Linked DNA regions of Homo sapiens: region 1 is linked to region 2. A link is an interaction called in ENCODE POLR2A ChIA-PET data of the cell type or tissue named here. Cell type or tissue: B cell. All regions are shown on one strand. Each heading gives the region's core, and the rest is flanking DNA. Links, peaks and the distances in the headings are about the cores only.

Evidence for each region. Peaks named below come from ENCODE experiments on the same cell type or tissue, not always from the same donor. Only the 100,000 strongest peaks of a DNase experiment are listed, where the experiment ranks them.
Region 1: POLR2A ChIA-PET joins it to region 2 with 7 read pairs; 1 of 35 experiments calls an interaction of 5 or more read pairs at or near these places.

The regions. Positions count from the first base shown.
Region 1 is chr2:105,176,339-105,180,735 of GRCh38, forward strand. No RefSeq gene overlaps it. Among named protein-coding and RNA genes, the nearest start is that of LINC01918, 34 kb to the left of the region's middle. RefSeq lists an enhancer at 1,612-2,111. In B cell, for the core only: no CTCF peak of the experiment used is centred there; a DNase peak (open chromatin) is centred at 353; H3K4me3 peaks cover 482 bases; H3K27ac peaks cover 1,142 bases.
Region 2 is chr2:105,117,297-105,121,693 of GRCh38, forward strand. No RefSeq gene overlaps it. Among named protein-coding and RNA genes, the nearest start is that of MRPS9-AS1, 17 kb to the left of the region's middle. RefSeq lists enhancers at 1,475-1,976, 1,977-2,476. In B cell, for the core only: CTCF peaks have their summits at 1,906 and 2,119; a DNase peak (open chromatin) is centred at 1,855.

The DNA of each region.
Region 1 (4,397 bases), core at 253-4,252, 59 kb after region 2:
AATATGCATAGCTCAGTCAGTGAAGGCAAACCTCCATGGCCAGTTATTGGCAGAGCTTTGGCCCAAACCCCAAGTCCGCGCCTGCTGCATCCATCGGGAGGGGCAAGGTGATGCTGCGGAAACAGCCCATAGAGTGACAAGGGGCTGTCTATAGCTCATGCTCTATGTGCACCATGGATTGGCAGGGGCTCTTTTCTCTGCTGTCACCTTCACATAGGAATACGCGAGGGACCCAGACCAGGGGAGGTGCCACCTCTTAAGTGCCAGGAGAGGAGAAGGAAGAGAGTGACTTACGCTGTGCTGGCTTGTAAACATACGCCCAGAAGCACACACTTCACAGTTCACTGGGCACACAAACCATTTGCCACACCCATCCTCAAGGGGAGGGAGAGGGCAAGTTTGCTGCGTGACTGGGAAACACGCAGGAAATACCTGGTGGGCAGTGCGATGGGATCACCACCACGCTTTTTCTTCTGCCCCTCCTGGCCCCCAGAGAAGCACTGAGATGATCCTTGGATGGCAGAGCCCCCACCCCTCCCTGTACATCACTCTGCTTTCCCCATTATCTCCCTCTGCCTGGCTAAAAAATCCCAAAATCTTTATTGTTTCTCCTATGGGAACTGCATATATATGTCGGCAGACATTTACAGACCGTAGACCTGAAAGATGATATAAAAGGATAACTGAAATTACAGGCTACAAAGTCTAATAAAATAGCACTCGGGTTTCCCCAGATTCTTGACATCAGTGTTTATTTTCTGCATAACACTGGAAAGGAATTCTTTTCTAGACTCTCTTTCTCTCTTTCTTTTCTTTTCTTTCTTTCTTTCTTTCTTTCTCTTTATTTCTTTATTTCTTTCCTTTCTTTCCTTCCTTCCCTCTCTCCCTCCCTCCCTTCCTTCTTTCCTTCGCTACTCTCTCTCCCTCCTTCCTTCCTCCTTCTCTCCTTCCTTCCCTCTTTCCTCCCTTCCCTGCTTCCTTTCTTTTGCCTCCAAACTGTATGCAGAACTTTTATATTACTTTAATTTGAAATTAATGTAAGGAAGTAAAGAGAGTTCCTAAATAGTATTTTATAAATTGTACGTGGGTGTATATCATTACGGAAGCATTTTAAACATAGGCAAATGTAGAGTGCATAGTACATGGTTGTTTCAAAATGTGTTCGTGAGTCCTTTGACACATCTCTCATCAAGCAGTGGAGTCTATGTCCCTCTCCCCTTATAGCCGAATGGACCTTGTGACTACCTTGGCCAAAGAATGTGACAGAAATCCTGCTGGAGACTCTGACACAGGTGAGAGAGGGCAGCACAGGGACATACACCTTGGGAGCCTAGGGCCACCATGTGAGGAGTCTGAAAGAGCTGTCACACTGGAGAATCACACACACAGGAGCCCAGGGAGCCTTTGATGTGGGAGTCTCCCCAGCCCAGGTGCCAGACATGTGCCTGAGTGAGCCCTGAGCTGATTCCAGCGCAGCCGACTGTAACTACACGAGAGATGGTCTTAGTCCCTTCAGGCTGCTAAAACAAATCACCGCAGACTGGGCAGCTTGTAAACAACAGAAACTTATGTCTCACAGATCTGAAGGCTGGGCAGTAGGAGGTCAGAATGCCAGCATGGCCGGGGTCTGGTGAGGGCCTCTGCCCGGCTGCAGGCTGCTGACTCCTCCTTGGGTCCTCAGGTATCAGCCAGCGGCAGGCAGCAAGCTCTCTCCGGACTCTCATCCTTATCGCCCGCCAAAGGCCCACCCCTAATCCCATCGCACTGGGGAGTGGTGTTTTAACATAAGAATTTGGGTGGGGGGACACAAACATTTAGTCCATAACAAAAACATCAAAGCAAGAACCACCTAGCAGTGTTTGTTAAATCCCTAGGAGCTTGAGAGAGAATAATAAGATGACAGCAGTAGATTTAAGCCTCAACATCTTAAATGTGATACGTTGCACAACCACAGGTAACCAAAACACATCTGATGAACCCCACGTACCCATGGGCCCACCCGGCAGCTTCAACAGTTATCAGCTAAAGGCCAATCTTGTTACATCTAAACTCACACAGTGGCTCTACTTTATATTATTTTGGAGCAAATCTCATATGTTTCATTATATCGTTTCACCTATACATATTCTAGCATTTATCTAAAAAGGTGATTATAAGTATGTATCACATATATATGTCTATACATATAGACACATATATGTAAAAACACAGCCCCATATGTTGTTGGTTGAATTGGGGGCCCCAAAAAGATATGTCAAAGTCCTAACGTCCAGTACCTGTGAATGTGAACTTATTGGGAAATAAGATCTTTACTGATGTAATGAAGTTAAGATGGGGTTACGTGGGATTAGGGTGGACATAATCAATGACTGATGGGCAGAGAGACCCACAGACAGAAAGAGAGGAGGCCACATGAGGATGGAAGCAGAGGTTGTGCTGATGCATCTACAAGTCAAGGAACCCCAAGAATTGCAGCAACTGGGACTGTCCCCCACACATCAAGGGGTGGCTTCTCAAGCTAGGATGTCTTCTGCTAGGACTTAGAGAAGTTGGGACCCATTTCATGCTTTTCCAGCACGGGATTGGTCCAATTGCAGAGGCTGAGAGAGGGGCCTAGAACAGATTTTCTCTCATTGCCTCTAGAAGGAACCAACCCTGCTCACACCTTGATTTCAAACTTTTAGCCTCCAGAACTGTCAGAGACTCCATTCCCGTTGTTTTAAGACATCCAGTTTGTGGGACGTGTTACAGAGGCCCTGGGAAATGAACACAGCATCCGCGAGCACTCTTTTTTTTTTTTTTTTTTTTTTTGAGAGAGTCTCACTGCAACACCCAGGCTGGAGTGCAATGGCACCATCTCAGCTAACTGCAACCACCACCTCCCGGGTTCTAGCGATTCTCCTGCCTCAGCCTACTGAGTAGCTGGGATTACAGGCACGCACCATCATGCCTGGATAATTTTTGTATTTTTAGTAGAGACGGGGTTTCACCATGTTGGCCAGGCTGGTCTCGAACTCCTGACCTCAGGTGATCCACCCACCTCAACCTCCCAAAGTGCTGGGATGACAGGTGTGAGCCACCGAGCCTGGCCAGGGAGCACTCTGTTTTAAGTTGGAGATTTGGTGTATGCTTTTCCTCTCATGCATTGCTTCTCATCCTTCTCGAGAGTTTTAGAGATTCTAGTCACACATGGAATTATTATTTTGTACATAATAAAAATAAAAGACTGTCAACAGTACTGGGCTTATCATTGTGGTTTCCCTCTCGGTGGAAGGTGTTACAGTCCAATAGAAGTAATCATTGCCTGGACCCAGACAAGAGAAGTCAGTGACCCAGGGATGTTGTGGAAACCCCCGTTTTAGCCAGTGCATGTGGATTTGGGGGAGTTGATTCTTCTGTCAGAGGTTTGTTTACTCGGTTGTTGTTTTTTAGTTGTTGTCTTTTTAATAAGATTAACCCTTTATACGCTAAGGTACTATTGTGGAAGTAAATGAGATGACTCATGAGAACAACTGGGCTGATGGCCAGCAGTTTGGAGCATTGCTTCCGCTTTGAGTGACCAAAGTGGGAAGAGAACCCAGGTTGCTGAGTCTCTTGAGCTCCTCCAAGTGGTGAAACAGCTGCAAGTCTGTGCTGGAAAAGCATGAAATGGGTCCCATCTTCTCTAAGTCCAAGCAGAAAACGTCCTAGCTTGAGAAGCCACCCCTTGATGTATGGGGGACAGAATAGCAGGGCCCGACGAAGTGTGCTTTAGGAGTGTGGGGGAGGGATTCTAAACAAGCGTTCTGAAATTCTGCCATAGGAAAAATTAGTCCTTTTCTCCTGAGCTTTGAATTTGCATCTTCCGAAATATATGCAGTAACCCAAGTGGTTCCCACCACCCTGGAGACAGTTAACTCATTACAGTCCCTCCAGGACTGGAGGGGCCGGATGGCAGGCAGGCATGAGGCAGCCAGAGGAGGGGCCCCTAGAGGCTGCCTTGTCCCTACGGGCTCTGGTGGGGTTGGCTAAAGCACAAGACCAATGCGGCCGGCTGCAGGATTGGGTGTAGGTCCTCCCAGCTCTCCAAATCTTGGAAGTGTAGTTCTTATTCCTGGTTCTTCTGCTGGGCAAGGCATTCTGCCTCCCTGAACTCAGCTTCCTTCCATGTTGAAGGAGGGTGTTGGGCTGGACAGCGCAGAGGCCCCTTCAGGATCCTTTCATCCGTGGCATCACTAACTAGAGCAGCACTCACCGAGGCCAGAGAAAGGGCTGTCTGCTTTTACAGCTGGGTGTTGGCCTGCCTGTTAAGTTGGGCTTCAAGGAAGAGAAAACTGAGTGAATGGTGGCTTTAGCAATAAAGATGCCTGGTCAACAAAGGGAAGCAAAGGCTCTCGATTCAGGGCTGCCGGCTCCGC
Region 2 (4,397 bases), core at 109-4,108:
ACACATGATCCATGGACAAGCTCATCTACTTCCAAGATTCCAACTCTCCCCTATGCTAATGACTTCTCAATCTGTGTCTCCAACAAGATCTTTCTGTTGAATTTGATTCATACCATATGAGTTGGGCACCTGTATCCAAATGTCCTGTGGAATCTCAGATTCAGCAGGTACTGGATAGAATCATTCTTTTCCCCTTCCACTACACCTGCCAATTTACCCATGTTCTCTTAGTCAATGGCACCACTCTCCACCTAGGTGATCAAGTTCAAAAGCTGTCTGTCATCCTAGACCCCTCCCCTTCCTCATACCCACAGTCACTCCGGGGAGCTTGTCCATCTCGCTCCCTAAGAATCTCAAGTCTCTGGCCACATGCCTATTCTTTATTGCTTCCTGAGCTCAGTTCACAGCTCTTGTCAGCTCCTGCCTGTATTATTCCCATGGCCCAGCAACAGCCTCCATGCATTATCTCACCCCTCCCAGTCTGCCAGGAGAGGCCATGTGGTACAGTGTGAGTGCCGAGGCTCTGCAAGCTGACTGTCCAGATGCAGTTCCTGGCTCCGTCTTCTGCTGTCTGCAAACCTGGGTAGGTTCCACTGGCTCCTAAGTAAGATGGAGATAATAACAACATCAACCTCAAAAAAGTAGGTGTGAGGATGCGGCGGTTGTGAGGATTAAATGAGTTGATGCACGTCAAGTACTTTGCGCAGCACCTAGCACACATTCAGTATTAGTTGTATTATCATCATCATCATCATCTTCTGCACCAGCAGGGAGCTCTTTCTAAAGGGTTTTTCCAACCACTATCCTGCTCAAAACCCATCCATTTGAACAGATATTTGTACCCGTGTTCTTAGCAGCATTATTCACAACAGCCAAAAGTGAAAACAACCCAATGAGCATCGAGGGATGAGTGGATAAGCAAGACGTGGTGTATCACACAATGGAATGTCATCCAGCCTTTAAAGGGAAGGAGATCTGACACATGCTGCGGCGTGGACAGACCTGGAGGATGCTGTGCTGCGGGAGACAGGCCAGTCACAGAAAGACAAATACTGTGTGATCCTACTCACAGGAAATACCTAGAGTGGACAGTCCATAGAGACAGAAAGTAGAATTGTGATTGCCAGAGGCTGGGGAGAGGGGAGTAGGGAGTTATTGTAGAATGGTTACGTTTAGTTGAATTACAATGGTTGAATTTAGTTGAGGAAGATGGAAAACTTCTGGAGATGGATGGTGGTGATGGTAGTGTGACAATGTGAATGTACTTAATGCCACTGAACTTGTGCTTAAAATGGATAAAAGGGTAAATTTTATGTTATATACATATATATATTTGTGTTATGTATTTATACATATTTATAAATTTATATATATATACATTTATGTTATGTATATTTATATGTTTATGTTTTTATAACATAAAAATATACATTGTATATATTTTTAATACATATAAAATATACAAATTATATATAATTTAAATTATATATAAAATATTGTATATTTTATATTAAATATTTTGTATATAAAATATTTGCATAACAAAATAAAATATGTTATATATAAAACAAAATGTATATATAATGTATGGTATTATATATTAAATATGCATACATATATAGTTTATGTGCATATGTACATATTTTTAAAACCACAATAAGAAAAATTCAATTGAAAAAAATACCCTTCAGTGTCTCCTCTCTGCCTACAGACGCAGCTGAGAGGCCAGGGCATGGGCGGAGCCCTGGGGGATCTGTCTCAGTTCACCTTTCAGGCCTTGTCGCCTGCTCTTCCTGGCTGCAGCGACACAACGCTATTGTGGTCTCTGGGGCCGTGACCTTGGCCAACACCCTGCCTCTGCCCGGCTCTCCCGTGGTCCCCGGCCTGGCCCTCCGCGTCCGTGGGACTGGATCCACAGCGCCGCCTTCAGGAAGCGAGGCCTCCATGCAGCCCCAGGAGGGCCCTGAGCACGCGCACTCACCGCACATGCCCACCCCAATGCGTGGGCATCCACTGCGCGTCTCCCTTACGTGACTCAGTTGTCGTCTCTGCCTCAGCCCAGTCTGTGATGGAGAGTAAAACATCAACTCACATTTGCCAAATGAGGAAATGAAGAAATGAATCTTCTCAAGACAAAGGCTATAGCAAGGCGGTCATATTCCTTGGTTTCATTATGTCCCTTGGCTGTGGAATAAATGGCAGTTTTTAATTTCTCTAAATGCTAATCATAGTAATTATCCTCTAGTCCATCTACTTAAACTTCCTTCTCACCCTAACAACTGCTGACAGTGTTTCACTGTGGAAATGTTTTTGACGAGAGTGTGCTTGCAGGACCATCCTGGCTGCCTCCTCGTCAGGAAGACTGGTTTAGATGAAGCTGACTTGAGAGAAAATTGGGCAAACGTTGCAAGTGCAAGATAATCTGATGCCCCCTCCCCATACCTTGTCTCTCCAGCACTAGTGTATATTTGAAACAATTATAGGCATTACCGTAAATTCAGCAGTAAGCAGAGAAACTGAAGAGCTGTTCACCAGGGAATGCCCCATGTCACTTGTGAAGTGGGCAGCATGTCCTGTGCTATGCCCGAGCTCTCAGACAACCTCAACACAGCTCAGTTCCTACTAATGGGAAGAACCAGGGGCTCGGGATGAATGCAGAGAATTTACACGTCTTCATGCCCTGTTAACTGAAAAAAAGAGCTAACTTCTCTCTCTTTCCAACTTGATTCACCCATAGAGATAAGAAGCAAGACTTTTATAACAGAAATGGCAGAGTCAAAGTGGATGGACTTCAGGGAAAAGCCATTTGTATTTGAAGATCTATGGAGATGTTTGCAGCAGGATTACTGGAGTCCTGTCCCCAATCTCTGAAACCCACACAGATGATGAACACTTCTGTGAGGACACTTGGTTTCATAGAATGAATGGAGCTATCTGACTGTAAATTCCTCTTTTGTAAAATGAATTAGGTTTTCTCTGGGGCATTATTCAACTTTTGAAAGTGTATTTTCACACTCCCTGTAATTCCTACTTTGTGCAGAGCTTTGCTTCAGCTCTGAACGCAGGGCTATCTAACTAAGCATTCACTTCTACCCTTCACTCATTAAACTCAACAGTCAACACAAGTTGACTCCCAAGTTGTGAGGTGAATATACATGTCTACAATGCATAGACTGTAACCTGCCCATATAAAACCTGTTCCTGGAGACCACGTAGAGACCTGAGGCCCCGTGCTTTCCTATATGGGGATGAGGATGGTCTCCAAAATCAGTCTCAAAATCAGAGCTGGACTTGATTTCTAGCCTTGCCAATAGACTTTCACTTGGACAAGCCAGCATATGGCATTGTGGAATGTTAGAAATGATTCTTGTTGAACTCTCATTTAGGGAAGGGGAAATAAGTCATTGAGTCCCCTGAGAACACACAGCAAGTTGGTTGGTGCTGCCAAAACAAGAAGGCAGGTTTCCCACCTCCCAACTCTGAGCTCCTGATACTACGTTTCAGCAACCATAATATTCATGGAAAAGCGAGTCCTGGCCAGGAACAAGGTCAGAGGTCCCAGATAGGCCCCAGGCACCACGGAGTTCCTGGGCTTGTGGGATCCTCCCCACACCTTAGGGCCATGGACAAACTTGTTTATTTGTTGACTCAATCATTCACACATTCTCCAGCCATTTACTCTTTCATTCAACTGGGAGGTAGCACAGCCTGAGTCCAGATCTGAACCGCTTGGCCTGAATCCCGGCTCTGCTACCTACTTGTGTGATCTTGGGCATGTTATTTGCCTCCCCTTGCATCACTTTTCTTAACTGTAAAATGAGAATTACAGTATTATTGACTTCATGAAGTGGTTATAAGAAATAAATTAATTAGCATATATAAACTGCTTAGAACGGTGCCTGGCACATAGCAAGTTGTAGAGAAGTCTCTAATCCAGCACTAAGTTGTAGGAGAAATACCTCCAAGTTCTAGAAGGAATGCATAGGCTGGTCTGTTTGAGGGCGCTCTCTCAGCATCTTTGGCACTGCCAGCAGCAGTGATGATGAAAGCACCTACCTGTCAGTCAGAGAGGCCTAGGTTTCACAGAGCAGATGAATTTAGGGGTCACAGAAGGTTTTGGTTTATCTCAGTCCTCACGTATCTCTGAGCTTGAAATGAACCAAGATAAATGAATATAAGATTTCAAACAATATTTTGATATTATGCACATAAGATAGAAAGGTTTTGTTTAAAAACATTAGCATAAGTAGAATATAAGGTTTATGGGTTTTTCTAATGAGAGAGGCAAGAAATGAAGCCGAGTGCTAATTTCTGCCGATTCATCGAAATGATAAGAGGCGTTAAAATGTTGTTAGGAGGAAGTGTGCTGCTCTCCGCCGGGGTCTGGCAGAGTCTCT